2 separate regions of the Mus musculus genome follow, and region 2 is linked to region 1. Evidence: chromatin contacts called from ENCODE Hi-C or POLR2A ChIA-PET data. All regions are on one chromosome and are shown on one strand. The core of a region is the stretch at or near the end of the contact, and the rest is flanking DNA. Distances in the headings are between cores, read along the strand shown. Region 1 holds the start of Asb7 (ankyrin repeat and SOCS box-containing 7). Region 2 holds the start of Lrrc28 (leucine rich repeat containing 28).

What was found. A loop is a pair of places that touch in the nucleus more often than their neighbours do. ChIA-PET counts read pairs that join two places held with the same protein, here RNA polymerase II (POLR2A).
Region 2: a loop to region 1 is called in a map of gastrocnemius, with 4 times the contacts of the local background. The contact joins the promoter of Lrrc28 here to the promoter of Asb7 in region 1. A Hi-C loop is called at or near these places in 5 of 37 maps with a recorded cell type or tissue (T-helper 17 cell, gastrocnemius, heart and 1 more). POLR2A ChIA-PET finds 5 or more read pairs at or near these places in 1 of 5 experiments (Patski).

What each region holds. Positions count from the first base shown.
Region 1 is chr7:66,686,756-66,691,221 of GRCm38, forward strand. Asb7 (ankyrin repeat and SOCS box-containing 7) reads right to left here and starts at 2,806. Exons shown (of 6, transcript NM_080443.2): 1 at 2,345-2,806; 2 at 2,068-2,165. It overlaps Lins1 (lines homolog 1), which reads left to right and starts at 3,134. Exons shown (of 8, transcript NM_152815.2): 1 at 3,134-3,268.
Region 2 is chr7:67,643,051-67,647,318 of GRCm38, forward strand. Lrrc28 (leucine rich repeat containing 28) reads right to left here and starts at 2,186. Exons shown (of 10, transcript NM_175124.5): 1 at 2,128-2,186. It also overlaps a transcript of Ttc23 not described here.

The sequences.
Region 1 (4,466 bases), core at 1,556-4,055:
AAATACCCTCCGCCCCACTGAGAAGGCTAGGCACAAAATACATACTGCATTTTATCTCTGAAATACACTCCAAATATTTTATTACCATTTTTTAAAGTTATACAGTACTCTGAAGGTATCATAGTGCTGATCCATATTTAACCGCTGAGCCACCTCTCCAGCCCTGAGCTCTGTATTTTAATAGCAGCCACCCCTCAACTTGAGACTCTGCCTTGATTCATATTCATACACACACACACACACACACACACACACACACACACACACGCACATATATATGAATGCTACCCTAAATTTTTACACACACACATATATGAATACTACCCTAAATTTTCTCCATAGTACAGTCACTGGTGAATTTTTTTTTCTCTTTCTTTCATTTGGTTCTTTAAAACCCTGTTTCACTCTATAGCTGGCCCAGGTTGGCTTTAAATTCTCCATCCTCCTGCCTCAAGATTCCCACTCCTCAGCCTGGAAAGAACAGCAATTACAGTCAGGTACAAGCCTTTGATCCCAGCACTCAGGAGGCAGAGTCAGGCAGATCTGAGTTCAAGGCTATCCTGATCTACAGGGAGTTTCTGGACAGCCAAAGCTACACAGAGAAGCCCTGTCTCAAAGCACCAGAAATTAAAAAGAAGAAGAAAAGGAGGAGGAGGAGGAAGAGGAGGAAGAGGAGGAGGAGGAGGAGGAGGAGGAAAATATAGCAATTACAGTGAGAAAAGAGAGCTGATATATAGTATTTTAAAATTTTATTCAGGACATACTTTCTTTGGCGTGTAGTTTCAAGTCTTAAAAATGTGCAAGCCACCAGAGCCCCTTAAAATTATCTTTATGTCTTAAAGATCAGTAGAATCAAAACATATTATTTGTGTTTGTGTGTGCAAGCACACACACACACTGGCAGACAAGACAGAAAATCTAAAGGAATAAAAGCCTACCATTTTGAATACTTCTTTGTACTGAAAATTTCAAAAAACAGTTGAGATATTAAAATAAATGAGTCACTTTTTATACGTGATAACAAATATTATAGTTATTCATTAGGCAGTCTCTAGGTTGTCCTTGTATAATCTCTCCCTATGGTTTATTTGTATACATTCTCTCTTTATATTAATGTTCTAAACTTACCTTTTGGGCATTTTCGGAGGCAGCAGAAATCTGAGCACATGACCTAGGTGCTTATATTTCAATCTAGTAAATTCTCTGTAAGGGTTTTAAAATGAGAAAACAAGAATGACCACTGCCAAAACCAAGCAGCAGATAGCTAAACATACCAAAACAATACTTTGTTTCAAAATTCCTGACTGTGCCACTATTGTCAAGGAGATACATTGTAAATTTTTATAAGTTCACCTAGAACACCAGAGATGTAACAAATACTATGTATCACTTCATAACAACTCCTGGTGTCCATCCACTTTTCTCACACAAACACACAAGAACACCCATAGTAAACTATATACTTTGTTTCCGGGGCTAATAGTGCTTTTATACAGTTCCTATACTGTTCCCATTCTTAAGCTACACACATTCACTTGTTCCAGGAAAACCAAATCCAATTATTTTCTTCAAAACCTGTAAGTTTCAGTCCTCCTGTTCACCTTCTGCTACTAAGTCATTATCAGTTAGGTAACTCTGAAGCTTTCCTGATGGAGGCATAGAGAGAAAAAAATGTACATGGGCAAAACAGTAAACTGTGGTTTAATTAAAAGCAGAATCATTCAGAATTAACAAGCAATTAACATGGAATTGAAGAATTCCTATGAGAGTATGTAAGGCGGGGAACTACAAAAAGGTCTCCAAGCCTCCGAGCAGAGTACATGACACAGTATACCAAAAGATAATGCAAAACACGGAAACGCTCTGATCAGGTCCCAGAAGACGTTTCTGGGCTAGAGAAGTTACTGGGGTGTTAAGGACCAGGCATGGGCAGTGCTTCTGGTTTTGCTAGGAAACTAGGATCTAAGAAAGCTTGCATTCCCAGGCAACCACCCTGGAAATAAAGCGTTACTTAATGAGGTAGGGGCCAGGAGTAAACAATGGGGGAAGGGAGGTCTGCCTCTTTACCTTTCAAGAGGATGCTGGTCCAAAGCACTCTGTTTATTGCTCCTCTGGTGGGTGGCCAGACCCCTTCTACTCGCGAGTGTCCTCCAGCAAGCTCAAACCTGGAAAACAGAAACCGATCAGTGGTGCAGTGATCCAGGGGCGAGGAGAGGGCTCTGAGGATGGGGGAGCTTAGCAAAGGCTGGAGGGTGGCAAGGGCAGGCAGGCTAGAGCAGGGCTTCTCCCCCAACCCCCACCCAGCCAGCCCCCTCCCCTCAAGGGAGGAAGAAACTGACTTTACCTGTGTCCTCAGTTGCAGCTCCTCTCTCTCCTTTCAGCCTCCTGCACATTCACCAACTTCTCCATTGAAGAAACACCCCAGGCAGGGCCGGACACCGTGTTCCTGATCCTCCTGGGTGCTTCACGGCCCCAACCCAGAGAGCATCCAGATAGTCGATCAGGCTGGGGGTGGCGGTCTTGGCCTCGGAGCAGCCTCCGGGAAGGGGCGCTGGGAGGAAGTGCCGGCTGGGTGGGGGGGGGGGGGGGCAGTCCCGGTCCAGGGGCTCAGACCAAGGGTCTGCCGCGCGCCGGGCCGGAGGCTTTCAGCTACCGAGGGACTCAAGAGGTCTGGGGACAGAGAGACCCTAAGTCATACCAGGTCCGAAGTGTCAGCAGCAGGGTGTCCCGACAGGGGGCTTTCGGGATGCACTTTGCACTGGGCCACCCCCGCCCCCTCCTTCCAGCACTTTGGGGTCACTGGGATGGGACCAAGCCTTCGACAGCCAATCAGCTGCCGCACTGGAGCCTGCGCTCCAAGCCGTAAACCAGATCCGCGGTGGGTGGGGGTTGGGGTAGGGGGTGGGGGCGACTTGGTTGGTTGGTTGCTTCCTTCTCCTCACACAGATGCCCCCACCCCCTGGCTGTCGTAAAGCTGCCCGCGGATTCGCGACAGTTAGAGGAGGCGGGCTAATAGAGGCTGGGACTTGTCTCCGATTGGTCGCTCTCCCTTCGTCCCCTCCGCTTCCCCGCAGCGGTTCTCCAGGCTCCACCCCCAGCCTGGAGACTCTAAGCGGTTGCTAAGAGACACTGTACTACGAATGGGGCTTCTACGCCTGCTGAGGGAGGGGCCGGCAAGGCCTTCCGTGGAGTACGGTGGCCTGGAGTAGGCAGCTGTGGGCACGAGTGGCCGGGCGATGGCTGCGTGGCCCGGCGGGATGGCAGCCAGGTAAGCAGGAGCCCAGGTTGAGCTGGGTGGCTGGAGCGACACGTGCGTGGCAGGCTGAGCGACGGGGGAGGCGACAGGGCCGAGAGCAGGCGATGAGGGCCCCTACTCGTCGTCGCTCTGCGGTGCTTCTTGGAAGCGAGTGGCGATGTTTGGTGCATCTGTCGGTCTCTGAGACCCGGTTAGCTTCCAGGCTGCCTCGCCCAGCCTGCGAGAGAGCACGCTCTTTGGGATCGCGAGGCTGGTTCAAGGGCTTGCCTGCGAGGATAGCGACCCTAGTGGTTTCTTGTGAATGAAAAGAGCCGGGGGAGGGGGGCGCAGAGTGGGCACATTGATACATTGTTTAAATGCATTGATTCTTTTAGCAAGTGTCTACTGGGTTGACACTACTCTAGTTGTTGGGGAGACTTTGTGAACTTTTCTTTCCTTTCTTTCTTTTCTTTCTTTTTTTTTCTTTTATCTTAACAAGAGAAGATGAAACTGCAGAATGATTAGGGAAAAAAAAAAACCCACAAAGTAATGGAATACAGTTTGACTAGGATGCGCTAGACTCTTAGATTGTGAGCCAGGTCTCCCAGAGAATGACATTTATGCTCTGTGAATGACAAAAAAAACTAGCCAACAAAGATCTGAGGGAAGGCCTTTACAAGCAGTTAATCTGAAGTGCAAAGCCTTTGGTACTTTAATAAGTTTAGGGGAACTGTGACTGAGTAAGGGGAAGAAAGATGGAAATGAGATTAGGGGGTGTGGGCAGACTGCAGATTTTGCAGGAATGTATAGGTCATGCCAGAATGATTCCCGTTTCTATGTTTTGCATTGATCACATAATAGAGAAAGCTGTTATGGGAATTGGATTCCTGGGGATGATGTAACCTATTGCGATATTTTGTTGCAGGTGGGAGTCAGTGTTCGATTTGCCTCTGGGTCTTTTTTTTTCTAGGCTGATACTCGTAGAAAAAGTATTCCTTTGATGTCTTCCACAGGAGTAACTTCTTTTTTTTTTTTTTTTTTTTTTTTGGGATTATTCAGACTTAAAAAGAGATTCTTTTTTTTTTATTTTTTTCATTTTTTATTAGGTATTTAGCTCATTTACATTTCCAATGCTATACCAAAAGTCCCCCATACCCACCCACCCCCACTCCCCTACCCACCCACTCCCCCTAGGAGTAACTTCTTATGTGGACAGACTAACTTCGCTAAT
Region 2 (4,268 bases), core at 936-3,435, 960 kb after region 1:
ATAAAGTGAAGGGAACTATAGCACTGGCTATACTGGTCCCATCAATGCTTTTGTATGGAGACAAAGCCAGAACAATTACTCCAGAAGGGTAATTAATGCACTGAGTACGGGGAGTGGTTTAGATGTCTTACAGCATCCCCAATGTCATACAACTATGCACTGAGTAAGCGGGAGTGGTTCTTTGATGTCTTACGGCATGGCCAATGTCATACCTTCCCAACAGCTGTCAGAGCTCATCACCAGGTTTTCCTGTCTCAGCAAATGTGGGGGAAGCACCCTTCTAGCCACACAGCAGCGCAGCTGGGAGTCAGAAAAGGATAACCTCCTGTCCATCACAGTTTCTTCAATCAAGGCCAGGGTCTCTCTTTCCAAATACATCTCAGTTCCAGCCATCTCTCTCCAGCTGCCCAACCCATAAGCCACCGCCATCTCCTGCCTTGGCTAGCTGTGCCCCTGGCCTCCACATGTCCACTTGCATCACTCCCTACGTATCAATCACAGCAATGGGCCTCTGAAAACACACTCATAATTGCACCTCTTCCTCTCAGGTACGTCTTACTAAACAAATCCTTTAGCAACTCCTTATTGAGAAAAGCAAAGCCTTACAAAGCTTCCTTGACCATCGGGCCCAACCTGCCTGTCCAGCTTCCTCTGTGGCATTCACCAAGTTCCTGACCTCTCTTAATCCCGGGAGCTACCAAACTTCTCCAAGAAGTTGCTGCTCTCCTCTTAGGCTGGAAATGCCTCTCTCGTCTTGCAGGTTTCAACATTAAACTCACCTCCCTATCCCAAACTATTTATTTCCTTGGCTCTCTCTCAGAGCAAGCCAGTTGTTCAGTTTTTACTATTTGTTTTATATTATATGTCTATAGATCTAGATAGATATGCACACCTGTTTACGGACAATTTAGATGAGAGTCTGTAAAACCCTAAATCCAGAGGAATGTTAGTTTCTTCATTTCTGCATGCCTGCATAATACAGTTTCTAAAATACTTTTAGCTTTCAAACAGCTAATAAGTGGATGAAATCAGAGTAACTGTTCCAAGGTTGATTTTTTTTAATCTACCCATTGAGATCACTCACAGACAATTTAAACTCGCTGTCATAAATATCTTATTCTTCACAGCCAAGCAGCACAGCAGACATTAATCCACTTTACAGATGAGGTACTTTGCTACAACCGAAATGCAGGTGGTCCTAACTCCAAAGTCTGGGCACCACCTTTCCTATAACGCAGCCTTTTACAATTATAAAATGTAGCCATTGTGTCATTCTTATAAAACAGCCAAAGATTACACACAAGAAAGTTTCCCTTTTGCAAACTAAAAAACCATATTCAAAATCTTCACTCCCTGTAGCCAGATGGCTCTCTCTGAATGTTCCACCTGGCACCGGTTACTTCAAAAGCATCATTAGGCTCTGCTGAAATGCATCTTCGTACAAACTCGGAAATTACGTGTATGCAAATGAAATCCAAAAGCTTCCAAAGATGAACGTACTCTTGGCTTCCCAATATGCACTCACTGGCAATACAGCCTTTTTAAGTTCTCCTGGCCCTTTCAAAACGTCACCCCCTGCCCACGGTTACTGTAAATAATGTAACGGGTATTGACTAGATACATTTGCTCCTTCAGTTTTCTGAAAGTCCAACACCAGTCTTCTCAGGAGAAACACAATAATCTCTCAAGTATATCCCCATTTTAAGTACAGGTATTTTAAAGAGTAGCCCATAACTGACTTCCCAGTACTTAATTTGACGGAATACACAAGCCGGCTCTCTAACACTGGAGATCAGAGACAAACTGCATACTACAAACATCTGTAAAAGGCTGTTTTCTCCAGGAGAAAAACTACCAGACGTCTTGGTTTTGCCCGAGTTAGTTCGAGTCTAAAGGTCGTAAGAATTCGGAAGCAGGGAGCCCAGGGGCAGGGACTCAGATGATGATACCGGGATACTCTGGTACCAGGGGCCATGGAGGACACGGCAGCGGTGGGGATCCAAGGCCGGACAACCCACTGTTCCTCTCCCAGAGGCCCAGGCGCTTCTGTGGCGACGGGGATGAAGCGTCCCCACGGGGAGTCGAGCCAGCGGCTTCGACCTGTGAGCCTGGAGACCGGACACTCACCTCGGCGCCCGCTGACCGGCACTCAGCGGCTCAGGCTGCGCTGGTAGGCAGTCTAAAAACACAGGGAGGGCGGGGCTACGGGGCGGAGCCTGCGGAGAGGCGGGCCTGGCTAACTGGAGTAGGGTTCGGGGAAGAAGGGGGCCAGGGCAACGAAACCTCGCGATAGTTCGCCTCAGTTCTCGCTGTCCTACAATAGGCGGGATGAGAGAGTCATTTTCAGAACCAGACGCTTATTGGCTGAGAGCGCGACTTCCTCTAGCGTCCTGGCTTCCGGCTCCGGCTTGGAGCTGGGTGTTCAGAAAGTGGGTGTACTGCGTTAGCGTTTAGGTGGGTTGTTTAGATGGCGCCAGCCTCAGCGTCTCCAGTCAGTTCTTTTAGTCACACATTCATTCCGCTGCCAACAGTCAAACTCGACGTCGAGCGATTAAATCCCTGGCATCGCCCTGTGTAGCCTTGCATCTGTTCGATCAGCCATTCCGGCTACTGTTCCACCGCCAGTCTGACTTAAACAGAAGCCGTCGGGCTTAGGTAACGCAAGTCAATGGAGTCAACAAGCAGAACTTAAGCACCGGATTTAATGTCTCCGAACGCTCACTGATCGCTGCCGAAGGTGGTGTCTACCTTTAGACAAGCGTGGCGCAGGCATGGTGCTGCACGCCTGAATCCCAGTGATCTGAAAGTGGAGACAGGAGTAAAGGCCAGCCTCAGCTACGTGAAGGCACTGCCTCGTAAATAAAAATTTAAAAAGAAACAGGCCCTAGTGTGAGAAATAACTGAGGACAATCACAATTTGGTGAAATAACCTGGCAGTTCCTGTATGGCTAAGTAGACGGTCGATGAATACCTTAAGACTAAAAACCCGATTGTTCTGATGCAGCAAGCCTCTGCTACTCTAAGGCTGAGGCTGTAGGTGAAACCAATCACAAGTATTTCAAAAAGAAAGGGTGCAGGTGCGTAGCTCAGTAGAGGCACTCAGGTCAAGCCCCAGTACCAGGGAAGAAAAGTGAACATTTTTTTAAATGCAGTGCACAGAGATGCAACAACTTTCGATCTTTAAAATTTCCTCTAAGACTTAACTCTATTGTTTGACGAAACCCATTATGTACATGAGGTGTCTCAAATCCATCCCCCGCCCCCCATTAGGACTTACCCTTTGGGGGTTGGAGAGATGGCCCAGGGGTTAAGAGCACTGACTCCTCTTTCAGAGGTCCTCAGTTCAATTTCCAGCAACCACATGGTGTCTCGCAACCATCTAATTAATCTGATGGACTCGGATGCCTTCTTCTGGGTTGTCTGAAGAGAGAGACAGTGTATGCACATACATAAAATAAATACATCTTTTTAAAAACAAACAGAAAACCTTATTCTTTGTCCTTTAAAAAAAATTGATGAGCTTTTGATCAGTCCTGGCTCGACAAAACAAAAACAAAAGGATGTTTGTTAATTTGCATAGGGGCTTCTTGTTAGGCATCCTTATTTTAACTATCCAGCCATCTATCTAATTATCTGTAAGTAAAAATAATATGACACTACAGGTAACTAAAGAATGCTGAGCTCAGGAGAAATAGTATTCCCCCAGGAAAAGCACATCAACTGATTAACCAATACCAAATGGCCAGCCCTGAAAACTCTCTCTCTCTCAACTAACAACAACAATTAAAGAAAAAAGAGGCCATGAATATGAAAGAGAGCAAAGGAGGGCTACATGGGAGGCTTGGTCAGAAGGGAAGAAAAGGGAAGCGATGTAATTATGATTTCAATATACATGTATATATAATACTAATAATTGGAGTTCACAAGAAAAGGAATAATAGAAAACATTTCTGGAGTCAGCTTCTTAGTTTTTGTCTTAATTTTGCACATTGAGGTCCAAATTTTGCTCATGAAAAGTGAATCATGTTAAAATAGCTTTTACTCCCTCTCCAAATTGATGTTAAAATTCCTATATTGATAGTATGACCACTGTTAGAAATTTAGTTGTTTTGCGGAAGATCAATTTACATATTTAAAAAATAAGACTCTAAATGGATTTTTTAAAATATTTATTTATTTATTTATTTATTTATTTATTTATTTTACAATCTCTGGCAACTTTTAACTTCAACAAGTCAGCGATACCACTTTAAGAAAATTCCAAGGAA